Linked DNA regions of Homo sapiens: region 1 is linked to region 2. A link is a contact called in ENCODE Hi-C or POLR2A ChIA-PET data. All regions are on one chromosome and are shown on one strand. Each heading gives the region's core, a stretch centred on a gene start or an enhancer-like site at or near the end of the contact. The rest is flanking DNA. Distances are from core to core; before and after follow the strand shown. Region 1 holds the start of HPDL (4-hydroxyphenylpyruvate dioxygenase like). Region 2 holds the start of ZSWIM5 (zinc finger SWIM-type containing 5).

The links. Hi-C counts contacts between places; a loop is a spot of excess contacts on that map. ChIA-PET counts read pairs that join two places held with the same protein, here RNA polymerase II (POLR2A). Pooled maps may share reads with other maps.
Region 1: a pooled map shows a loop between it and region 2 (3-fold over the local background). The contact joins the promoter of HPDL here to the promoter of ZSWIM5 in region 2. A Hi-C loop is called at or near these places in 3 of 50 pooled maps. POLR2A ChIA-PET finds 5 or more read pairs at or near these places in 5 of 52 experiments (HEK293T, HepG2, T-cell and 1 more).

The regions. Positions count from the first base shown.
Region 1 is chr1:45,323,751-45,329,487 of GRCh38, forward strand. HPDL (4-hydroxyphenylpyruvate dioxygenase like) reads left to right here and starts at 3,145. Exons shown (of 1, transcript NM_032756.4): 1 at 3,145-4,960. The coding sequence starts at 3,399. The coding sequence ends at 4,514. MUTYH (mutY DNA glycosylase) reads right to left here. Exons shown (of 16, transcript NM_001048174.2): 16 at 5,492-5,687. The coding sequence ends at 5,556. RefSeq lists a silencer at 147-441 and enhancers at 3,177-3,226, 3,237-3,486, 4,247-4,356, 5,705-5,737.
Region 2 is chr1:45,201,922-45,207,912 of GRCh38, forward strand. ZSWIM5 (zinc finger SWIM-type containing 5) reads right to left here and starts at 4,684. Exons shown (of 14, transcript NM_020883.2): 1 at 3,835-4,684. The coding sequence starts at 4,429. RefSeq lists silencers at 1,962-2,162, 4,131-4,290, 4,491-4,910 and enhancers at 3,262-4,162, 4,163-5,062.

The sequences.
Region 1 (5,737 bases), core at 1,895-4,394, 120 kb after region 2:
TTGGCCTCCCAAAGTGCTGGGATTACAGGTGTGAGCCACTGCACCTGGCTGCCCCCGTCCTTTTTATCACTATAGAGTCTGGACTGACGGAGCAGGAGCACTGCCATCTTGGACAAGCACTGCCATTTTAAGTTTTGCCTTGATCAAAAACTGCCTAAATCCAAAGGGCATCAGCCTAATGGCTAAGGTCAGCATGACCATAAACCACAAATGACATCTCTGACCAGAAACGTTCCAAGCCCCTCCCCAGCCAGAGACATGCCAGCCCCAAGATAACCTCCCCTTCGGCTGGAGAGGTGTCAGCCTCAAGATAACCTCCCCTCCAACCAGAGACATTCCAACTCCACCATAAACTTCTCCCTGACACAGAAACATTCCAAGCTCTCTCCAATAAATACTGTTAGTCTGGGCCAGACGCGGTGGCTCACGCCTGTAATCCCAGCACTTTGGGAGGTGGAGGCAGGCGGATCATGAGGTCAAAAGATTGAGACCATCCTGGCCAATATGGTGAAACCCGTCTCTACTAAAAAAAATACAAAAATTAGCTGGGTATGGTGGTGCGTGCCTGTAAGTCCCAGCTACTTGGGAGGCTAGCAGGAGAATCGATTGAACCCGGGAGGCGGAGGTTGCAGTGAGCTGAGATCTCGCCACTGCACTCCAGCCTGGTGACAGAGTGAGAATCCATCTCTAAATAAATAAATAAATAAATAAATAAATAGTCTGTAAGAGAGAGCACTCCTGACTGAAATCAGCCAGAAGCCCCTCTCAGGTTTGATTTTTGAGCTGCTTTTTGTGTTTCTTTCCTCTTTCTTTAACTCTTACTGTGACTTTGAACGGAATGGGAGGCAGATTGGCCCTAAGCAGTTCCCAGCTTGACTTTTCCTTTTAGCTTAGTGATTTGGGGCCCCCAAGATTTACTTTCCTTTCTTACTACCCAGGATTCCTTGGGGTGAGCTGCTCATTGAGTAGGCTGCCTAGCCTTTGGCCCATGCCAGTGAAGCCCCTGTCCCCATCTCTCTAGTAGGCCACACAACACCTTCTGGGAGGTACCACTGGCATTGTATCATGAGATAAAATAAAACAATAACTAAATAGCCAGGCATGGTGGTGTGCACCTGTAGTCCCAAGCTACTTGGGAGACTGAGGTGGAAGGATTGCTTAAGCCCAGGAGTTGGAGCCTGCAGTGAGCTGTGATCATGCCACTACACTCCAGCCTAGGTGACAGAGTAAGACCTCATCTCTAAAAAAACTTTTTTCTTTTCTTTTTTTTTTTTTTTGAGACAGAGTTTCTCTCTTGTTGCCCAGGCTACAGTGCAATGGCATGATCTTGGCTCACTGCAACCTCCGCCTCCTGGGTTCAAGTGATTCTCCTGCCTCAGCCTCCCGAGTAGCTGGGATTACATCTAATTTTTTGTATTTTTAGTAGAGATGGGGTTTCACCATGTTGGCCAGGGTGGTCTTGAACTCCTGACCTCAGGTGATCCGCCTGCCTCAGCCTCCCAAAGTGCTGAGATTACAGGTGTGAGCCACTGTGCCCAGCTCTGAAAAACTTTTTAAAATAAATAAATATTAGAATATGTGGGAAAATAAAATTAATTAAAAAAAAAAACAGTAACTACAATAGCAACAGCTACTATTTACTGAACACTTACTCCACCTCACTTAATCACAACTCTTTGAAGTAGGTACTATTATTTCCATTTTTACAGATGGGCAAATTAAGGCTCAGAGGCGTTAAGCAACTTGCCCATACAGACAGTAAGTGTTGCTGGTGATTCAAACCCAGGTCCGTCTGGCTTTTGGAACTCATGTCCTCACATTCACTGGTCTGCAGAGTAGCACCAAGTACCTTTTACCACCCTGACCAGCTCCTGGGTACTGCCCTCCTGCCTGCAGGCCTGAACACCATGACATCCAGCTAGCCCCTGTCCCCTATGACATCCTTCTCCCTCTTGCCAATGAAACCCAGTAGATCAGGCTGCCTGACAAAAAAATTTCTTGTGATGCCTTGGACTGTGGCATTCATCCTAAATGCCTCCCTAACAGCATGGCCCATTGCTCCTCTAAGAGTCTGGCTCACACTCTTACTGAGTTTTTGCTTATGCCCTTTGCCCTTCTTGGATGCCCTTCCCTAACCCTTCAAGGGCCACTCAGTTGAAGTTCCAGAAGACTACAAATTCCTCAATCCAGTCATCTCACACAATTCTGGGTTTCAGAGCCAGAAGTGCCCCCACCACAGAAATCTCTGGCTCAATGCCAAGTCAGGAAGCTGCAAAGAGCAAGGAGGGCCTGTGTTCCAGTCCTCAAAGGATGGGGAAGGGGAATGACAGCCAGGCAGCTGTTCCTTTCAGATCCCGAACCGTCAGATTTTTCCTCCAAATCTTGCTTGGGACAAGGGGTTAAATGATGTTGACAGAAGGGTGATTGAAGAAAGAGACAGGACTGGTTGAGAGATTGCCCAACACTTTGGGAGGCTGAGGTGGAAAGATGGCTTGAGCCCAGGGGTTTAAAACCAGCTTGGGCAATATAGCAAGACCCCATTTCTAAAAAAAAAAATTATTTTTAATTAGCTGGGTGTGGTGGCGTCCGCCTGTGGTCCCAGCTATTTGTGCACTGAGGCAAGGAAAATCGCCTGAACCCAGGAGGTGGAGGCTGCAGTGAGCTGTGATTGTGCCACTCCAGCCTGGGTGACAGAGTGAGACCCTGTCTCAAAACATATAAACGTGTGTGTGTGTGTGTGTGTGTGTGTGTGTGTATTCCAGGGAACATTAAGACTTAGAGGCAAACTCCAGAACTTAAAGAAAAAACATGAAAGTGCTAAAAAATTCCGTGCTTGTGGAGAGAGAATTCCAACTCTTTCCCTGAACCCGGGCTGAGTCCCTTCGCTGTGAGGTTGGGGGGATGAGTGGGAGCCCAGTGCCTGGCGCCGAGTGAAGGCAGCCATTGTGAGTTCCTGGGCTGGGGAAGGGAGGCTCAGTGCCCAAGGATGTGACCAGGCGTGAGGCCCGGGGAAAGAGCAGCGCGGCGACCCCGCAGTATCCGAGGCGACAGGGTGTGGGGGAGGGGGTGGGGAGTCAAAGGCGGAGTCACGGGCTCCGCCCTCTTTCTCCTGCTTGGCGCGAGCACAGGCACCGCGTGGTTCTCACAACCAGCAGCTCGGCTCACTGAGACCCGGTGGTCCAGACGCTGCTCCTGGCTGGGGTGGCGCTGCAGGGAGAACCGCGAGCTCTCAGGGGTCGGCGGGTGACTTCTTTCCGGAAGAAAGCGAGGAACGCGCTCTGCGGGGTGAGCCGGACTCCCCAACTCCGGACGATCAGCCCAGGACTGAGAGCCCCGAAGTCCCCAACCACAAGTAAGCGGCCCCAGAAGGACAAGTCTAGGTCGCCGTCCAGAGCGCCATGGCCGCGCCCGCCCTTCGTTTGTGCCACATCGCCTTCCACGTGCCCGCCGGGCAGCCCCTAGCCCGGAACCTGCAGCGCCTCTTCGGCTTCCAGCCCCTGGCTTCGCGGGAGGTGGACGGCTGGCGGCAGCTAGCCCTGCGCAGCGGCGACGCGGTCTTTTTGGTGAACGAGGGCGCAGGGTCTGGAGAGCCGCTGTACGGCCTGGATCCGCGTCACGCCGTGCCCAGCGCCACAAACCTGTGCTTCGACGTGGCGGACGCCGGCGCTGCAACCCGGGAGCTGGCAGCGCTGGGCTGCAGCGTGCCTGTCCCTCCCGTTCGCGTGCGGGACGCGCAGGGTGCCGCCACTTACGCCGTGGTCAGCTCGCCTGCCGGCATCCTCAGCCTGACCTTGCTGGAGCGCGCTGGCTACCGCGGACCCTTCCTACCCGGCTTCAGGCCCGTGTCCTCTGCGCCTGGCCCCGGGTGGGTCAGCCGCGTGGACCACCTGACCTTGGCCTGCACCCCCGGCAGCTCCCCCACACTTTTGCGCTGGTTCCACGACTGCCTGGGCTTTTGCCACTTGCCGCTGAGCCCAGGTGAGGATCCCGAGCTGGGCCTCGAAATGACAGCAGGGTTTGGGCTTGGGGGACTGAGGCTTACAGCCCTGCAGGCCCAGCCGGGCAGCATTGTCCCCACTCTTGTTCTGGCTGAGTCCCTTCCGGGGGCGACGACACGACAGGACCAGGTGGAGCAGTTCCTGGCCCGGCACAAGGGGCCAGGCCTGCAGCACGTGGGGCTGTATACGCCTAACATTGTGGAGGCCACTGAGGGGGTGGCAACTGCTGGAGGCCAGTTCCTGGCTCCCCCTGGGGCATACTACCAGCAGCCAGGAAAGGAGAGGCAGATCCGAGCTGCAGGGCACGAGCCTCATCTGCTTGCTCGACAGGGGATCCTGCTAGATGGTGATAAAGGCAAGTTTCTGCTTCAGGTCTTCACCAAGTCCCTTTTTACTGAGGACACTTTCTTCCTGGAGCTGATTCAGAGGCAGGGGGCCACTGGCTTTGGTCAGGGCAACATCAGAGCTCTGTGGCAGTCCGTACAGGAGCAATCTGCCAGGAGCCAGGAAGCCTAAGGATGCCCAGGGCTGGGTGCAGCCAGCTGTCCTGCAGCTCTGGGGAGACCAGCACAGAACTGAGGAACATCTGCAGGAGGCCCAACTAGTGAAAGGCTTTGCCTCCGGGGGGCAGGTGTGACTTCCATTTCATCAGTGCCTGCCAGAAGCTGTGTCTCTCATTGGGCTCCAAAGAGGTGGGATTTTTTAAAACTAAAACATTTCTTATATACAGTCTATAATAAATATGTAAGATACAAAGAACAATAAAAGAATTACACACTAGGAAATAGAACATAACCAATACTTTCGAGTCCTCCCTGTGTCCCGCTGTGATTCTATTTCCTCCCACCCACTCCTCAAATCCTGTCATTATTAGCCCTTTGCTTTTCTGTATTGTTTCACTCCGTATGTAACATAACCCTAAATAAATTATTTCGTATTTGAGGTAGGAATTTAAAACAGAACAAATCTTCTCCTGTGCTTCCTCTCCCCCTAGGGAGCGACCACTCAGGTGGGGAGGGGCTGGGTGAGAGTTGAGCCCAACTACCTACTCCAGAGTGATGCCACCACTCCAATTAGAGCTGACCTGAGACGTAAACAGAGGGTGTTGTGTGTCAGCCACTGGCAGGTTCTCCCTGTAGCTGCCTTGCCTTTCTCCTGGGGGTTGGAGGGCAGATCAGTCTGGACAGAACACCCCCACTCCAACCCCATCTGCCCGGGGCTGGCTGGGAGTTCAGCCAGAGAAAGTCAGAACCAAGCAGAACGTCACCACTTTTCTGGGTCCCTCCCTCAGATATAAGGGGTGAGGGGGCTAGGGAGAGGGTGGAAGGCTGTCCAAAATAGCTACAAAAGGGCGGGCGTGGTGGCTCATGCCTGTAATCCAAGCACTTTAGGAGGCTGAAGTGGGAGAATCACTTGAGGCCAGAATCACCTGAGTTCGAAACCAGTCTGAGCAACATAGCGAGACCCCCATCTCAAAAAAATACAACATAAAATAACTACAAAAATAAGCACTTTACTAACAACAGGATTCTCAGGGAATGGGGGCTTTCAGAGGTGTCACTGGGCTGCACTGTTGAGGCTGTGTGCATCAGTGGAGATGTGAGACCGAAAGAAATTATCCAGGACTTGCTGGCCCATGCGGGGCTTTTTCCGACTGCACGGAGAGGACACCTGGGACCTTTTGGAACCCTGTGAAAAAATGGAAGGAGGGAGGCCTTGTAGTTGGGGGAGGGGGAGCA
Region 2 (5,991 bases), core at 3,434-5,933:
ACAACACTGAGAAATCCATTCTTAACGTTCAGTCATTCAACAAGCACTTATTGAACATTAAAATGTGTGCATATGTGATGTGTTAGGGTGGAGGGAGAGAACTCATTGATCAGAAAAAAAAAAGATAATGTGATTTAAAACTTGAAAAATTTCTATGCTAAAAAGCACACCCGCTTAAAGGAATGCAGCTGCCTTCTGTGATGGAATACCTTAAATATCAATAAAGTTATTTTTCTCCACATGAAATTTTATTATAATTTTATTCATTCTAACTCACATATGCCACAGTTTTTTCAATGTAGATATCTTTTGTTCCCCCAAACAATATAGATTAAAACAAATTACATATAAAAATCAACAAACTGTAATACTTGTTACTGATAAATTTCATAAAAGTTATACTACAGAAAAATTTCACAGACCTGTTTATTGATGATATACAAGTGTACACAATTTTAAACTTACTACTTGATGTTTAAGTTATAGATAACTTCCTGAAATGGGCCACTTTTTATATTTCCATTATTGACTTTGTAATTGTACCTCTTCCACATAAGGTAATACTTAGCATTCTGGTTCTAGTCTTGAAGACTTCAAGAACAAATCATGTACTTATTAAAAAATGTGTAGACTAAAACTATGGGGTTTTGTTGAAGTCACCTGTCAAAATCTACTTAAAATTTCTGGATAAATACGTACATAACTAAGATGTACCAGGCGCAGAAGGCCCCTGCATGCCTTTAGCCAATTTTTAAAACTAAATATCCAAGTAAATATAACATTTCTGTGTTTAAGTGAGAAAAACTGTTAATTTTTTTTCCTTCAATCAATTCAGATTTTCCTGAGAAAAAGCAAAGCTTCTTTAAGTTTTACCAAATACAAAGAAATCAATTTAAAATACAGTGGATAGCAAAAGGGTCAAAATGTTAAAACCGTTAGTAAATTATAGGTGTCTTATTCTTATGCCATCTGCAGACTCCTGAATAAGTATTTTCCCAAAGTTTATACTACTACTATATCCATGGGCTTCTGAAACAAGTTAAAAATGCAGATGCTGAAAACATTCATATGTTTTCAATAGAGTTCATACTCTAACCTTTACAATACTGAGATCAGACTGTAAGTCTATTGACATAGCTTTAAACTTACAGACATCCCTGAAGAGACTAATTTGCAATTTTCCCCTTTTAAAAGGAATACTACTTCTGATGCAGTACTTACATAAAAGAAATGTATCCTTTGAGCATAGCTGGAAAAGTTTTAGTTTTGATTTAAAATCTGAAGTATCCAATTTTTAACCAGAATTCATGACTTCCCATTACCAGATTTTGTGTGGAAAGTAATTAGAAATTACAGAATTTAATCTACCTACTCTTTCCACAAGTTTTTGTTTGTTTTTAATTTATTTGCCTTGAAGGCTTTTTTGTTTGTGCTTTCTTTTTTCATTTAAATTCCCTTTTTCATTAAATTCCCTTATGACTCTTTTTCTTAAAAAGATGTTGTCACAGAAATACCCCAACTTTCTGTTCTTCCTAAAGCATCGGCCTTCAGTAACTTCCCAAATCTGAGGTTCTATCGTTTAGAAACAGTAAGGAAATATGTAGAATTCTTAATTAGCATCACTTAGTAATTAATTGAGTTTGAAGTGCAGTTATAAACTGAAAAACACGATTACTATCTTGGTATATACGAATCACTTCCTTACTCATCTCTTGGCAATACTTTTAGAAAGCCTACTCTCTAGATTAAGTCATTTACTTATAACTTTAAGTTTAGGAGATGGGGGATGAGTCTCTATTAAAGGTGGTTCATACCAAAATACAGAACTCAAAAAGATGCAGAACAGGCTATCCTTCTCTCCTATACTTATTAACCTAAATTAAGGTCAGAATAATAAAAATTACACAGCTCGTGGTTCTCAAGTAGCATAAACTTAAAGTGATAAATTTATTCACCGGTCTTCGTCTTTGAAATCCAAAGTCAATCAGAAAACATGTTTGTTTATATGTGTCTTTTCTCAAGTCAATCAGAAAACATGTTTGTTTATATGTGTCTTCTGAAACTACCATAAGAGAGCCTATAACTCCAGAACCACATTAACTTTCATATTATAAAGGGGAAATATCTGATTTAAACATGATCTAGATTACCCAAAATATCCTATTTCATTTGGAAAGTGACACTTTAGTTACTTTAAAAATAGACACCTCTTTAAAACTCTTCCTCTCTTTTATTTGTTCCCTCAAGTTTGAAAATTCTTCCTCATCCATCTCTTACTATAAAATGACCACTTAAATTGATCCTTTTCCATTTAAAATATTTGAAACAAGAATCTTAAAAGTTAAATAAATGATCGAAACTCAGAAAAATTAAAATTTACAGACTAATAGGAAAATGATTGTATTTATTTTCATGTTTTCAGTGTTTCAGTATTAAAGCTGTACACCTTAATTACATATTTATTCAAGTCACTCTTTCAAAAATATACACAAATAAAGGACTAACCTCTTTCAAATAAACAAAACTTGCTCAAGCCACTGTCACTATATTCTGGCACAGGATAAATTTACATTTCACATTTGCAAAACAAGTTGTGGTATGCTGTTGTTTTGGTTAGAAACACAGGAATCAATGATTCTCAATAACCAGAAGCAGATTACTTTATATGAAACAGCACGATTCAAAGAAAAACATTTTTCAAATGTTTTCTCCAGGTTTTACCTGGAGAGCTAGATGTCTGGGGTTTGTGTCTTTCTGTGCTTGTTTAATTCTAAAAACAACCTCCCTTCAACTCCTTTCAAAAATCAGTATTTTCTTCAATTAATACGAGCATATAGTGTACAATAAAACGCATAAAGATATGTACTTCCAGAATGCCATAATAATCCAAATAGAAAAAAATTCGTGTTTTAATTTTCCACATAGCAAAGTCAATGTTAATCATTTTTTTATCCTTCTCCTTAACCATTCCACAAATCAGAAGCACTGTATTTATATATTTAATAAGATTAACAAACTGACTAGAAGCTCCGGAGGAGTAAAGGAAGAAATCATTTGTATAATATATTTTTCCATAACAAAAAGATAAAAGCAAATAGGACTTGTTAAATGAGAAGCTTTTGAAAAACCCAGCGTGACCAGCTTTTGATTTACCCCAGTCTGACAAGGAAGAGAGACCCCACCCCCACTCCAGATTGTATGGCTTTTTTTTTTTTTTTCCTTGGGTGGGGGTGTGGAGGAGAAGCTGTCACATTTCCATCTTCGGTTATTGTTAGTCCGCAGCCTAGATTCCCAAGCATCACCGGTCCAGGGGAAAAATCCTAACGCAGACAATTAAAACTGTCTGAAACATGCAGTATTTTGTTGGGGCTTTTTTCCCAGTGTTAATTTCATCGAGACTCAATCGGCTAGGGCTATAGATTGCCTCTGACAGTCTGTCCCTCAAACGCTCCCTCTAAAACCGCTTGTTCCAGATTTACTAACAATCCTCTCCTCTCCAAACTTAAATTAGGACAACACATTTCTGAAATTATTACATCCAAAAAGTCATACCTCCCCATTCTCTTTGCCTTGGTGTGGGGAATAGAAAGAGTGAAGAAGAGAGATCTATTCACTCTTCAAACAAAAAGAAATTGGGGTAGAGGGTCAGTGGAGGAAAGAGCAGTGGTGGACCTGAGTGAAAGGTTGAAAAAAGTTTTTGTGACTTGTTCGTCCTTCGGCAGGGGTACAGGAGTTGGGCAGAAGGCCGGGGTCTCGGCCCCAGGGCTCGGGCCGAGAAGAGGCACCCGCGGAAGAGGAGGCTGAGGACCCGAGAACGCCTGGACGAGCACATACCGACTTGCAGCACGTTCTCCACGGAGCCGCTGTCCAGCAGACGGATGCCCCGGCGGAACGGGAGCCCCTCGCCACCGCAGCCGGCCGCGCCGGCCCCTGCGCCCAGCCCGGGGGATGCCCCAGCCGCGACGCCCCCGGGGGCGGAGCCGGCCGGAGCGGCGGCCCCGGGGGGTGGCTGCGGCCCCTCCTCGGCCGGCGAAGCCCCCGCGGCGCCGCCAGCAGCGCCGGCGCCGGGGCCGCCCCGGTACTGGAAGCTGGAGTACATGCAGATCTCCCGCTCATTCCGCGGGAAGGACCAGTAGACGATGCGGCGCTGCACGGGCTCCGGGATCCGCTCGAAGCGCTCCTCCACCCGTTCGTATGCCCACTTTTCCGCCACCGTCTTGGCGGCGCAGTCCAGTAAGGAATCCGGCTGCAGGTGGGGGCGGGCCCCGAGGACCAGGCAGCTGCTGCCGACGCCCCCTGCCCCTCCGCCGGCTGCCCCAGGCGAACCGCGAGGGTGATGAGCCTGCGGGCTGGGCCACGAACACTGCCGCTTAGCCGGAGAGACCGGTGACGGCGAGAGCAGCTCCTCTCGCTCACCTCCGTCCGCCATTGCTGGGGACTGACTGACTGACTGAGGCGGCGGCGGCTGCTCGGGCTGCGGCGGAGACCCTGGCCACGGCCACGCGCCCCGCGCAAGCGCCCAGCGGTGGCGCCGAGGGGGGCGGGGCGAGAGAACCCGCGAGCCAGCCGGCCCGAGTGGGGAACCGCGGCCGGGCCCGGGAGCGCGCCGCGAGGGCAGACGCGGGCGGCCTGCAGGGTAGCGTGAGGCGGCGCGCGGTGTCCTGGCCGCCGCGGACGCGAAGACAGGCGGGAGCGAGCGCGGGCCCGCGGCGCGCTCCAGGCGCAAACAGCCTAGAACGCGAGCCGAGCGCTCTCGCGGATCCGGCGACCGCGGAGGGGAGAGGAGCGCCGGACGCTCTCGCACGCCCGCCCGCCCGCCCGCGCACCTCCAACCCACCTGCCGCCGGCCAGACAGGAATGGACTGTGTGACTGAATGAAATGGCGGGGCCATAAGCCATCCAAGGAGCCGCCTCCGTGAAGTTATAGGCTCGCGGGGTACAAGGAGAAAAAAACAATCCAGCTCCAACGGTACTGATGTGACAGGAGGTTGTCACAGCAGAGCGGAAGATCTGGCAGAAAGACGCTGGGAAAGAAGACACTAGGGGAAAACATCAGAAAGTTCGGATGATGAAAACTCACCTCACGCCACAACAATGTAGGATAAAGCCGGCGGTCACCCCACCCCAGAGTGGGACAAAGTCGCACCACCCCTTGACAATGGGGCATCAAGATCTTATCGCCACGGGGGTTGCATCCTGGTGGGGTCTTTTGGAGGGTTTAGCACCTTGCATCCTAGAATACAAAACACTTTTGCGTGTTTTTTGGTAGAATTCTCTGATCCCCTACCTCCAATCTGAATTAGGTCTTTCATGTTTTCCTCACTTGGCTCAGTCTTCTACACCTTTACATAGTTGTATTTTTATATATTTGTTTAATGTCTGACTGTCAACTCCATGAGAGTGAGAATCATGTCTATTTCCTTCACTATAATTTATCCTCTGCCTGGCACATAGTGGGTGCTCAAGAATGGCAGCTTCATCACTAACTCCATAAACAACACGCAATTGTAAGTTACTGTTTCTTGCTCGATCAAGAAAGCTCAGATTATTTCAGAATTTGCTGACAAACTAATCTCTACAACTTTAAAACGTTCCAAGAACTGTATTAAAAGAGTTTCTATAGTTGAGTTTGCCCTTCAAAGTAAGAGAGATTTAGAGTGTAGGATAAAATAAGAGTAAGAAGAGAGTAAATGATTGGAGACAGGCTGGAGCCACAGTTTGGTTTTGCTGTAATCTCAGAATTAAAGAGCACAGGCAGAATTGGGTGTGAATCACACTTGCTGTGTGTGATGCTATTCATGATTCTATTAAATCATTTGCAAAAGGGAGCTAGTAATAATGCTTCTACACATAAATGTTGTAAGAATTAGAAATAATTCACTTTAAAAAAAGTTTTTTTAGAGACAGGATCTCACTCTGATGTCCAGCCCGGAGTGCAGTGGGGTGATCACTGCAACCTCAAACTCTTGGACTCAAACTATCCTTCCATCT